Linked DNA regions of Mus musculus: regions 2 and 3 are each linked to region 1. A link is a loop called in an ENCODE intact Hi-C map of the cell type or tissue named here. Cell type or tissue: left cerebral cortex. All regions are shown on one strand.

Region 1 (4,000 bases):
GTCTGGATTACGTCTGGCCTGCTTTGCCCAGGTTTTCTTGTCTACTAAACAGCTTGCTGGACCTAGCTCCTGTTGGTGTGAAAGATCCATTCTTAAATGTTGAGAAACATTGTGAAGTGGTTGTGGATAGCACTTACCACCAACATTAATAATTTGTAAACCTTATAGTTAATGAAATCACATTAAAAAGCAAACAATATGTATCTAAAGCTCATTTTCTAAGTATTTACTTTTGGGGCTATTTGGTCTTTATTTACACTGCAGAAACAACTAGATCAGTGTCTCTCCACTTCCTAACGCTGAGACCCTTCAATACAGTTCCTTATAGTGTGGTGACCCCCAGCCATAAAATTATTTCATTGCTACTTCATGACTGTAATTTTGCTATGTTGTGAACTGTAATGTAAATATCTGTGTTTTCTGAGGACCTTAGGTTGTTTGACTCACCCCACCCCCCAAAGGGGTTATGACACTAGAGAACCTCTGTACTAGATAATTGTGGACATCTCTTTCTGTTTTCAGACTGATGTAAATTGTAGCAATTGACCACATGGAAATTGGCAAATGTTGAAAGCAATCCCCCCTCCCCCGCCCTCCTTCCCGCCCTCCTTCCCTCCCTCTCTTCCACATGCCAATGAGTTGCTTACTTCCAGTGAGCAATTCTCTCCATTAAAAAAGAAAATGCTGTCAGCACTGCAATGGGGGCCAGTGGGATTGCCCAGTCAGTAAGAGTAAGGGTGCCTGCTCCTAAGCTGATAAATGCAGTTCCATTTGCAGGACTCACATGGCTACCAGAAACTGTCCCGCCGTCAAAACACGCATGCGCGCATGCGCACGCACCCCTCCTGACACATTCGCACCTCATCCCTATATAAATACATAATCAGTTCAAAGAAGCACTTGGACAGATTCCTTTCTATTGTCTGAACCTTGTCTGACACATGTAGAAAATTATTTAAATAAATGTTTTCTTTTTTTGTTTTCAGTATCATTTTCCACATTCAACCTTACACACAACGATGAAGCAATAATAGAAATAGAAGTCCCTCTCTTTATTTCGGAAAATAACTAAAGAGCCCCGAAGATTAAGTGCTTGTGGAAGTTCTCGTAGTGTGTTGTTGAAAAGCAACACGTGCTTTTCCAGGTGATGCCAGGATCCGTGAGATTCATGTTAATATTTCTAACCCGACAGAGAATCCACCGGACTTACTGAGGTCGCCCAGGACATCTTTGAGGTCTGAGTTCCGAGTTGATGATTCATGTACTGCCTTTGATTCGATTTTCACTATGTTTTTTTTTTTTTTCTTTCCCCTCATGGTGCCATGGTGGCTAAATGATATCTATAATTGGAAATTTGCTAAGAAAAAAATTGCATAGTTTTAAAATAGTGAATTGATTTTCTGAAAGCCAAATTCACAGTCTAAAAAAAAAAACCAACAAAAAACAAAAAGAAAAAAACACCCCCCCCAAAAAAAACCCCAAAACCCCAGGGTCTAGGCTGCTATGACAGGGCTCCACTGATGAAGGCCCTTTAGCTTACCACTTTGTGTGTTAATCAAAGTCCACACGGCTGTGGGATACAGAAGGAAGCTGATGCTCGGAAAGACGACTTTCTTCCTTTCCTTATGTGCTTGTATAACACAGAGAAAATGGATTTCATTTGGAGAAACAGTGAATATTTCATATTTTCCCTCATGGGGAAGCATCAATTTCGAAAGTGTGCTGAGATGGCTTAGAATGTAAACATTGCTCGTATAGTTTCCTATCTTATAAGTTTCCTTTTGTACTCTGCTATTAAAACATTATGAGAGAATACTGATCCAATTTGCCTACATGGATACATTTACATTGATGTATGATAATTAATTATAAGTTAACGTATGCACTCACAAAATATTTTAAGGTAGTATAATGATGTCTGAATTGATATCCGTGCACAGCCCCTCATTAACATTACCAAAAGTCAGATGTGAGGAGACAGGAACATACTTTGCAATAGTATGCCAGCAATCCAAGCAGGCTAAGAGTGCAATACTCATCTGTGACCACAAGATGCCGCTCAAGCCGTTGTGAGTTAGGTCTTTTGTTACCAGCAGAGTGACATTTCCATTTATTTTTACATGCTCGCAATTATATATTAAAACTCATGGTGGGTGGGTTGAAGGAGAGGAGACCCTGACTCTTTTCAGCCTGTGTGAGGAAAATTGATGAATAATTTCCTTAGGTTTTCACAAACCAAGGCTGAGAATTCAGATACCATAAAATTGTTGTACCCTCAGTTTCTGGGTTGCTGTGTCTACATGTCCACACTGGCCCTGCCTGCCACACAGTCTTTTACATATAGTCAGTCAGCTGTACCATCTGCCCCAGAACCAAGTAATTTCCTGCCTACCCTCACTAGCAACATATGCAACACACTGTTTCTCTAATATACAAAATGTCAAAAGATTGCTCTAAGGTGCAAACAAGTCATCAGATGTCTATGTTTCCACGGCAATTAAATAGTCACAACATGGCAGTCCAGAGAGAAAGCTTCCAGAAGTCACCGTGTGCAAAGGCAGTCACTGGCTCTGGGTGACGTTATTTATCGCTCTAGTCCCTGTCTGTGGCAAGAAAACGAAGTCCATGAGGTAAAGACTGGAGATGCTGCAGTCTCTTGCTTTCCTATCAAATTTGCCCTACATTTAAATTTAGACCTTGTAGTTTTTGACATCAAATGGAGGGAAGATTTTTCTTACCTTCTCTCTGATGTCTAATCAACCCTATGGCTGACTGTAAGGCAGGGTGGCCTGTGATTCAAAATATTTACTGGGAAGTGGTAGGGCCAAAATCAGACAGGAAGCAGGTGTGTTAAATCCTCCAGGAAAATAACTTCTCCCTTTTCTCAAATTAATTTGGCAACAACAGAGCTGATTTGACCCTTAGGTGGCATGGTTTCTGGACCATCGAGGAATACTCTTTTGCATATTAAAAACAGTCTCCTTTTAGTGTAAGCTGCTTAGTGACCTTTGGTCTCAGTGGGCTAAGCAGAGGGTTTCAGGATGGGGAGCTTGGAGATCAGTGGAGGCAAACAGGAGAACCTGGGTGGTGGTGGACACAGAGAAAATCAGCAGTAGAAATGGGGAGGGGAGGAGGACGTATCTACAAGGGGCAGCGTGGAGCTTGTTCTAGGAGAAGCCCCGCAGAATGTACCGTTTTGCCTGTGAATACTCCTTCAGGCTGGATCGGATTGGTGGTGTGAGCGGTTAGCTAAGGCAATTCAAAAGTGAATGGAAGGATGTATTCTTTATTCTTGTTTTCATATTAGTCCCTGCTCCATACATCCTTGGCCAATATATCACCCTTTTTTCCTGAATTCTCATCCCCTCATTCGTCCTTGCAAATGTCCTGTTCAACTGCTCTCCATTTTTATACGTAGTAGATGCCAGGTACTCTGGATTTGAGGATGAAAAACATTTCAAAAGCTTTTCAGATAACCATGGAACTATTATTCAGAAAAAAACATCCTTTTCTTTAAAATGTTAGCCTGTATAGTGGAAATTTTAAATGTTTCTATGTTTAGTATAAATAATATTAGAAAGCATTAATGTTTTAAACCTGTGATTCTCATAGTTCCAGGAACTACCCAAGGATTTGGCCAGCATCTAGTTCAGTGGGTCCAAGGTGGGCCTAGACGCTATGCTTTTCTCACTTGAGGAATACTGACCTGCTGGGACCACTTTGACGGACAGGGCTTTATCCTATGCTATTGTATGGCATGGTTCTAACAGGAAAAGAGAAAGTGCTTACTGTGACAGGGGTCTCTAATAGTTTAGGAGAGGTGTTGAGACATGTCACTGTGAGACTCTGGGCAGGGACTCTGTTGCTGAGGCACCGTTTCCTGTTTCCCGCCGTCTGATTGGCAGTCTTCAGGAGCACACATGGTGTCCAGGGCACCAGGATGCAGGTTTCCTCCTAAGAGAGGAATCAATCCTGGCCTGCATCACTGTTTTGAAACATC
Region 2 (4,000 bases), 180 kb before region 1:
CCTCTCCTGGATCCATGCAATAATTAGCCAAAGTAAAATGAATATTAGCCCATGCTTAGCTGCCTTACTGTGAGCTTGCCAGCACTGACCCAGTAGTGCTAAACCAATTATTTTTTGAACTTTATGGCTTTAAATAATCCCTTGCTCTAAAATTCCCTGTACCCCTCAGCTACTTAACCACAGGCCCCTCTGCCCTAAATCCTTTTCTTATACTTTGTAGCTTTTTAAGCAAGGCCCCTCTTTAAGAAGACATAATCCCTTCTCTGTAGAAAACATGAAAGACCTTGAACAAATCAAGATTTCTCCATGGAGAATTCAGTTAATCCTGCGCTTATTGCCTAACAAGGAAATCCATCTCTCCACCAAGCACGCCATTACCCGGACTAATGCCTGACTTGAATAACAAGCAAATTATTGTGCTTTTAATTGTACCCTGCCTGGTCACGAAGCACATCTGAGAGAGGGATGTGGCATCTCTTCCCGAGAAACAGGTCAAGCCTCTAATCCTCCTTTTCTTTTTGCCTTCCCCTCCCCCTCCAACCCTTTCTCTTCCCAGCAGCAGAAGGGGGGAAAAAGACAGCTAAATTATGTTTAAAATGGAAGAGCTAAAGAAGAAAAAAAGGCAGTAAATACTGACTTGGGAGAAGGAGAATTATCCTCTGTCTCTGCGGTGTGGCTCATTTGAGAACAATCAATGTTATCATAACCCCATTACCAGAGGGCGATCTCTCTCTCTCTCTCTCTCTCTCTCTCTCTCTCTCTCTCTCTCTCTCCCTCTCCCTCTCCCTCTCCCTCTCCCTCTCCCTCTCCCTCTCCCTCCCCCTCCCTCCCCCTCCCCCTTTTCTAAACCAGACTCCTAGTGCATCTGTGCTATTGACAGTTTGGGCTGGATAACTCTCTGCTGTGTGTGTTAGTGGTGGGTCTCTCCTGAATGCTGTAGAACGCTCAACACCTTGTCAAGTTGTGTCAATCCAAAATGTTCCAATATGATAACAAAGACTCTTGGATGTCATGCCAGTCACCCTGATTGAGAGTCACAAACCAAACCCAACATATTGCGATGGACTGGTTGTATATGATCGTCCATCTCTACACAAACGCTAATCAAATCAGGATTTTTTTAAAACTGGAAACCAGGGAGGCAATCATGTCCTTCATGTATGTAGAACAGAATGAAATAAAAGGCAGCCGAAGCATTTGTTGTCAGGAATAGGGGAGTTGCTTGTTTCAGGATCCAGGATGCAAAAAGACTTGGCATTTGATCCTCAGTGCACAGACAAGTGTCTCTGAATGCAGGAAGCTTTTGAATGCCCCTCCCCATCTTGCAGTCTTAGAAACTGGGCTTGTTTTGGGTGGGAGAAGGATGATATGAAGGTTTACAGCGTAAGAACCATTACCCAGAAGTGCTGATACCCAAGATAGTTGAGGTCGGATGGAGAAGTGGTGAGCCTCAAGCTCTTTCAGACAATGCCAGCCAACCATCCTGAGACCTGGAAACCAGCATCACGGAAAGCGCCCCACAGCGGAAGTATTAGTCACGCGCTGCACTGCACTTAGAGTTGCAACCTTAGAGGAAAACGCCGTCTTACTCCGAGGTACAAAGAATCAGCTTATTTTTAGAACTTACTAGAAGCTTTGTTGTCTGTCCTTTAGTGGCCTCGAGCAAATATGGGAGAGAAAGGCATTGCCGTTAACCTCCGTGACCAATAGATGGCGGTGTATCTCTTCCTGAGAAGCCAGGCTTGGCAGCAGCTGGTAAGACCTCCTTAAGCTAAGGAAGACAAGTGCCACTCGGTGTCCTCTGGAAGACAGGCATTTCCTCCCATTGTTGGCACAAACAGCTCCAAACAATTGTACTGACCACACACCTTCAAGCCACATTCCGGGGTGCTGCTGGCTGCCCTGGAGTGAATGCCAGGAAAACGAACCAAGCTGCTAATTTGCTTGATTGGGGGGCGGGGGGGGGGGGGAGGGGGGGAGAAGGAGCGGGAGAAGGAGGGGGAGAGGAAGATCTTGAGTAACAATGGGCATGATTTATTTTTCCAACACGAATAGGGGCAATGCTATTTTAGCCCCTCTTCCAACTGCTGAAGTAAATGAAAGCAGCCACCTAATTAGCCGGAATCACTAGCTAGCAGAGGAAAAATTTCTGCTGCGACTCAGGCTGGGGTGGGGAGTTGGGAGAACCGGGTGTGATGTTGGAGGAGGAGAATGGGTGGGAAGGAAAAGGAGGCCAGGCGAACAGAAGGCTTTTGTAGAGCCCCTGGCTGCCTGCAGTCTGTGGGCTGAGCTGGCCCCGACCCTGAGAGAACAAGGGAGCTGTGGTTCTTCACATTCATCTTCTGCAGGCGGAAAAAGCATCTGCTGCAAGACCGGTCTCTGAGTTGATTTTTAAAGTGCTACCGGTGTAGATGAATTAGCTTGGGAAAGAGAGTCCAGCCCTGTGTCGTCTGGCTGACCTGCTGGTGGGCTGTACCAGGACCCCGCAGGAAGGCTCTCTGATGCACCATTAGGGACATTTCAGGCTGATCTGAGACCAAATTTGGCTGTTGGTCAGGAATGAAACAAATACCTAGTTATAGACTGATCCTGACTAATTGTCCTTCTCTAGCAGGACATATGCGCCATCCCTACAAGGGCAGTATCAGGAACTATCAGCACAACAATGGGCAGGTAGGCGCTGTTGAAATCTTCCACTTCACGAACTGAAGTGCTAATTTATTTGTTCAGGGATGACTTTGGTTTTTTAGTTCGATATCACTCTAATTGAAATACTTCACTAATGCGATTTATCCCAACTGTAAACTGTCAGTTCCCACAGCTGTTGCCTTTTTTCAAGCAATCTGGCAAATGTGTACGGCTAAAAACACAACCTTAGGAGATTGAGAAGGAGCCTGCACAATTTTCTTCCCCCCCCCCTCAGCTGGCCCACATCACCCCTCCCCCCCCAGCCCCGCCCCTGAAAACCTTTGAAACCACACGCTCCTTTTCCATAGCCACACCCACTTCGATTTTGGACAGATCTGCTGTGTTTGGCTGATCAATGTCTGTCCTTCGTCTTCTAGACTTGTACCTGGTTTTCCTCAGGGGACATGTGTCTTTAGTGAGGTGGACTTTGGTCTTCTGTGCTGGGGTGGTGGACATGTTATCCAGATGTAATAAAAATCTTTATATTTCCACCTATTTTGGGCTCCTGATGGAGGGTCTTGCTCAAATTAGCAAAGCAACAGCCATAAAACCGAAAGGAGACCCAGTTAACTTTGAATTTTAGATAAACGATTATGTTCTTTTATTAAAGTGTATCTGAGATATTATATGGAACACACACACACACACATACACACACACACAAACCTGTTGTCTATCTGGAATTTAAGTGTAACGAAACACTGTATATTCTGCCCCATGATGCTATTTCTTCCTAAAGAAGTATTTGACCTAAATTGGTCAAACTAGAATCAGACTAGGACTTTTACAATAGCTTTAGAAAAAAATATGCTTAAATAAACTCAAGAAAAATCAGTTGAGCTACTGAAGAGGGAGGACCTGTGCTATGACTGTTAGTGGCTATTTCTCCTACTGTGTGGCAGCCAATGCCATGAAGGACAACCATGTCTCACTTGACCAGGTGGGTGAGCTGCTATTGAAGCTGGCCCTGTGCTCAGAGAAGAGAAGGTGACAATGGCTATATAGAATCACAGCTTTCTGCCTCTTGAAATAAGCCAATAAAATGTCAACCCTGGGTTGTGCCCACTGGGCACAGCTGTTTAGTCAAGAGAGTGTTGAATGGATGTCAGACAGTGCAAATAGCTGATGCCAACAGAACCCTTCTATTATTGCTCCTTCCTTCCTTCCTTCCTTCCCTCCTTCCTTCCTTCCTTCCTTCCTTCCTTCCTTCCTTCCTTCCCTCCTTCCCTCCTTCCTTCCTTCCTCCCTCCCTTCCTTCCTTCCTTCCTTCCTTCCTTCCTTCCTTCCTTCCTTCCCTCCTTCCTTCCTTCCT
Region 3 (4,000 bases), 580 kb after region 1:
TTATGAAGTTATAATATTCAACCTCATCATTGTGCAGCCCATGAATTCCACAAACCAGTTGTAAAGCTTCTTCCTTAGCCACTGGGCACAGTCTACTGAAGCTCCACTGAAGAGATGCTAGATATTTTTCTAGAACCTCAGACCAAACATTTTATCAAGAGCAGTACCAAGATCAACCTTTTAGGGAAAACATATTTAACCTTTGTGTAAACTAAAAGAGGACAGTCATGGTTAGCTATGTATTGTGCAAGGACATAAAGCAGTCAAGATGATAAAACCAGAACTTCAAATGGGTTACCATATCAGCTCTATTTCCCCATGTGCTGTTTATTGGCACATTTGATATGCAAAGCTCTCTGCTGATCCCTTTTCTCTACAGTTCCCATAATGCTGTGAGCAGGAACTAGCAATAGCCTTTCAGAGTGAAAGAACTGAAGTTTAAAGAAATTAAAGTGTCTTTCCCAGGGCCATTGGTAATGATGGGACTGAAGAGTAAAGCTCTTAGCAATAGTTCCCTTCCCCTTTTCTCCTGCTGTATCACGCCTCTCCTGAGTCTGGCTCTGCCTCCAGTTCAGAAGCTGCACTAAGTTGCACAGCTCCGTGCACTTTCATATGGTATCTAATTTAAACCTCATGAAGTGCTACATGAGTCATATTATCACCTAAGATCACATAAGAGTTAGGAAGTAGAAGAAATGTATTTGAGCGTCAGCTCTACAGAGCAGACATTTGAATCCCAGTTTTAACCCAAGTCAAAATTTGATAAATTTCTATTTTAAAAGCTTTGATGGTAATCTCTCCCGATTCACAGCCTCGAGGCCTATGGGAGGTAGAAGACAGGACACAGAGAGGACACTGCCAAGAGAACTCAGTGCATACATAAGGCAGCTGCTTGGGCTTTCATTGTACTTGCATTTCCAATGGGAGGATTTGCTTTAATAAGCCCTAGTGAATTCTTCTGACTCCCAATGCAGACAGCTATTTGCCTCAATATGATGACAGCATATTTCCCTTTTGGAATGTTGAATGAAGGGTTGAGATAATGGTCAGTCCTCCCCCTTCTGATGAAAAGAGAAGGCTGGGAGAACACAGCAGCTTTGACGTTTGTCAGCTTGTTAGCCGGAGTCTTCAGGACATGTCTTTATTTCTGTAGTCAGCCCTAGTTGGCGCTAACAAAGAGTGACTGCAGTCTGGGTATAGAGGAAATTTCATTACTGTGTTAAAAATAATTGAGTAAAGAGACCAAGAAATAAGGCCAAGTTGGATGCAAAATGTAAGATGTAAGGCCAAACATAAGATGAAACCATGCTTATTCGGGTTACTTAAGGGGTAACAAACTGCTGTTTTGAAAACTAGTTGTTTGGGGACATCTCATGTATAGAAATATTGGACATCATCTGTAATTGTGCTGAGTAATGAGAAAGACACACCTGCTTCAAGGCTAATATGATAATGACTGTATGAGAGACCAGAGGAAAGATATCTAGGGTTATACTTTCTGACTTTTGGGGCTTGTTCTGCTAAAAACAAAAGCCTCATTAGGGGAGTTTGAAATGAATTATATTTCTCCATTTCTCTCACAATTAATTTTCAGACAGCCCAGTTACAATTTTCAAGTTAGATGCTTTTGCCCTGAGCAGGGTGGCATGAGACAGCTGAGGACCAGCAGAGGGCAGTGCTGAGCTGACGCTGGCTCTGGCACTTACTTGGGGCTATAAAATTGTGCTTGTTATTAAATGAAATCTTACGGCTAACTCAGCCACAGAGGAAATTAAACTGCTAATTATGTGTGTTTAAACCACTAAAAAGGGCCCGGTTGTTGCTCTGGATTTCAAGAAACACCTACCTCATCTCTGGATTTAAAATATGCAATTATGCCTAGAAATAGTACCTTTTAACAATTATATGCAATATATATTTTTTAATTTGTAGACTTATCTGTTTGCATAGCCTATCTCTTTTAAAGCAAATAAGCAATATATTGGTGGCTTTAGCATTGTCATTTCCTTATAGAACATGCCAGTGACTTTAACTGAGCAATCCATGCTCAATTTACATACAGGTCAGAGTTTTAAAGGATTACCATATTATTTTTTGGTTTTAAAAAATAACCATATTAATCTTATGATAGCACACCACACACATACACACACACAGAACAGAACAACAAAAACAAACACATTAAAAAAACAACAACAACAACAAAAAAAAAAACAGGATTTCTGCGGAGACAAAAATTTGCAAACCTGGAAAAAGATCTAGGTTTTTTGTTTGTTTGTTTTGCTTTGTTTTTCCAAGAAAACCTAGTTTTCTGAAAAGAAGAATAATGATTCAACTGTAGGTGATGTCATTGTCAAATTAGCCTCATGACTGAGTGAAACAGTCATCTCAGAGAGGATGAATGGGCAACAAGCACCCAAGACCGGGTGGGGACTGTGCCTGGCAACTTGGTAGCTCTCCATGCATCACCCTACAAGCCAAGGGGAGAGAGAATTTATTTGAGGTAGCAACAAAAAAAATATATAAGTAGGAATTGACCATGAGGCTCTGTCAGCTGAATGATTGTGTGGCTCGGGCCCTTGCGTACCCAACTTGTTTTCATTTTTATATTCTCGAGATCTAACTTTTCATAGTGTTTTCCCAAGGCCAGCTGGAGTGCCTTTCCCCCTTCTAAATTGGAATCTGCATTTCAACATGTCTGCAGATGATTGGCCTGATTTGAGACGTGCTATATATTGGGTCTTATAGCTAATAATTTCATTTCTCACCAAAATTCATTTCCCAGCATTTTAGTATAGAAATGGTTCATAAAGCCCCAAATTACTCATTTGCAATTAATTAAAGGAAGTTTTTGTGTGTATGCCAAATGCTGCTGTTTCCCCTTTTGCGACAAACAAACTGTTTGAAAATCTGTAACGGATTCCTTTTTCCAGCTGGATCTAACACACTGGCCATTCCAGACTTCAAGAGATTCCTAGAAGGATGAATGCCACCCACAACAGGCTCTTGTGGATTTACTTTCTGCGGTTGGCCCTGCTGAGAGCCAGCTCCAGAGTTCACCACCCTGTCACGGCTCTTCTGTCCACTTTACTGCATGCCTTTTATGGGTGTCATGAAAAAATGATAATGACCCGTTTTCTTACCCATCAAAAGCTATAAACCAGAAGCCTCTCCCACGTTCCTGGAGCAAGAAGGGCAGTGTGGCTAAGTCAGCCTGTCAGAAATGATGAGGCTCTCCACCTTGGCGAGTGAGATTAATCTAAATCAAATACTTCCCAGCTTGCCAATTGTAGCTAATTCCCTTGGGGAAGTACAAGAGCTACGCGAAGCGGGTACAATCTGCTCAAACCTTTGGTAAGGCCAGGCAGGTAAAACCCTCTAAGCTTGTTAATGTCTTGTCCTGCTAGGCTCTAGGATGGACTCAGAAATCGCTACTGCGCCTCAACCCCACATTACAAAGAAATGATGCTTTCAGAGATGCAAACCAAATATCCCAGGTTACACAGCTGATGGCTTGGTTCTGTGCAGACAGCCCTAGTACCTTGATGAAACTGCTCCCCACGTTGCCTTCCTTCTTCTGGGCCAGGAATCATCAGGCGGCCTAAGGTGCCAGGCTTTGCACTTTGCAAGCCGTGAGCTGAAATACTCCTGCAACAAAGGAGAGTAACTTATGCCTGCCTGTGTGTAGGCTGTGGGCAGTGGAAGAGGCAGGCTCTCGGGCTGCTGAATGTGTATGCCTCTAGGAGTGGGGGAAGGCGGGGATCCCCCACCCTAAGATGTAGAGTGGGCCCCTGAGGCTCAAAGGCCAGGAACAGGAAGGACTCCCTCGGTGACAAAGCAGGCTACCTCAGTGACCTGTCTATTCCACCTAAAGCAAAAGGAGAGGCCTGAGGACCCCAGGTCCAGCCTACCCAGTTTAGCAAAAGAAACTGCAGCAATAACATGAGATTTCCTTTTGCTTTGTGAGCACTAACTCGGGCCTTCCCCATGAAGCCCTTTT

Evidence for each region. Hi-C counts contacts between places; a loop is a spot of excess contacts. Peaks named below come from ENCODE experiments on the same cell type or tissue, not always from the same donor. Only the 100,000 strongest peaks of a DNase experiment are listed, where the experiment ranks them.
Region 2: a loop joins it to region 1, with 2.3 times the contacts of the local background. A loop is called at or near these places in 3 of 42 quality-filtered maps.
Region 3: a loop joins it to region 1, with 3 times the contacts of the local background. A loop is called at or near these places in 10 of 42 quality-filtered maps.

What each region holds. Positions count from the first base shown.
Region 1 is chr19:15,615,757-15,619,756 of GRCm38, reverse strand. It overlaps Gm31594 (a long non-coding RNA gene), which reads right to left. Exons shown (of 5, transcript XR_386569.3): 3 at 1,541-1,630; 4 at 1,211-1,357. Among named protein-coding and RNA genes, the nearest start is that of Gm31594, 19 kb to the right of the region's middle. In left cerebral cortex, a CTCF peak has its summit at 2,043 (motif pointing right); DNase peaks (open chromatin) are centred at 1,707 and 2,048; H3K4me3 peaks cover 188 bases; H3K27ac peaks cover 335 bases.
Region 2 is chr19:15,799,757-15,803,756 of GRCm38, reverse strand. No RefSeq gene overlaps it. Among named protein-coding and RNA genes, the nearest start is that of Gm24319, 120 kb to the right of the region's middle. In left cerebral cortex, a CTCF peak has its summit at 1,706 (motif pointing right); DNase peaks (open chromatin) are centred at 383, 1,092, 1,727, 2,246 and 1 more place; H3K4me3 peaks cover 1,268 bases; H3K27ac peaks cover 2,269 bases.
Region 3 is chr19:15,033,436-15,037,435 of GRCm38, reverse strand. No RefSeq gene overlaps it. Among named protein-coding and RNA genes, the nearest start is that of Gm46645, 300 kb to the left of the region's middle. In left cerebral cortex, a CTCF peak has its summit at 1,666 (motif pointing right); DNase peaks (open chromatin) are centred at 613, 823, 1,083 and 1,681; H3K27ac peaks cover 532 bases.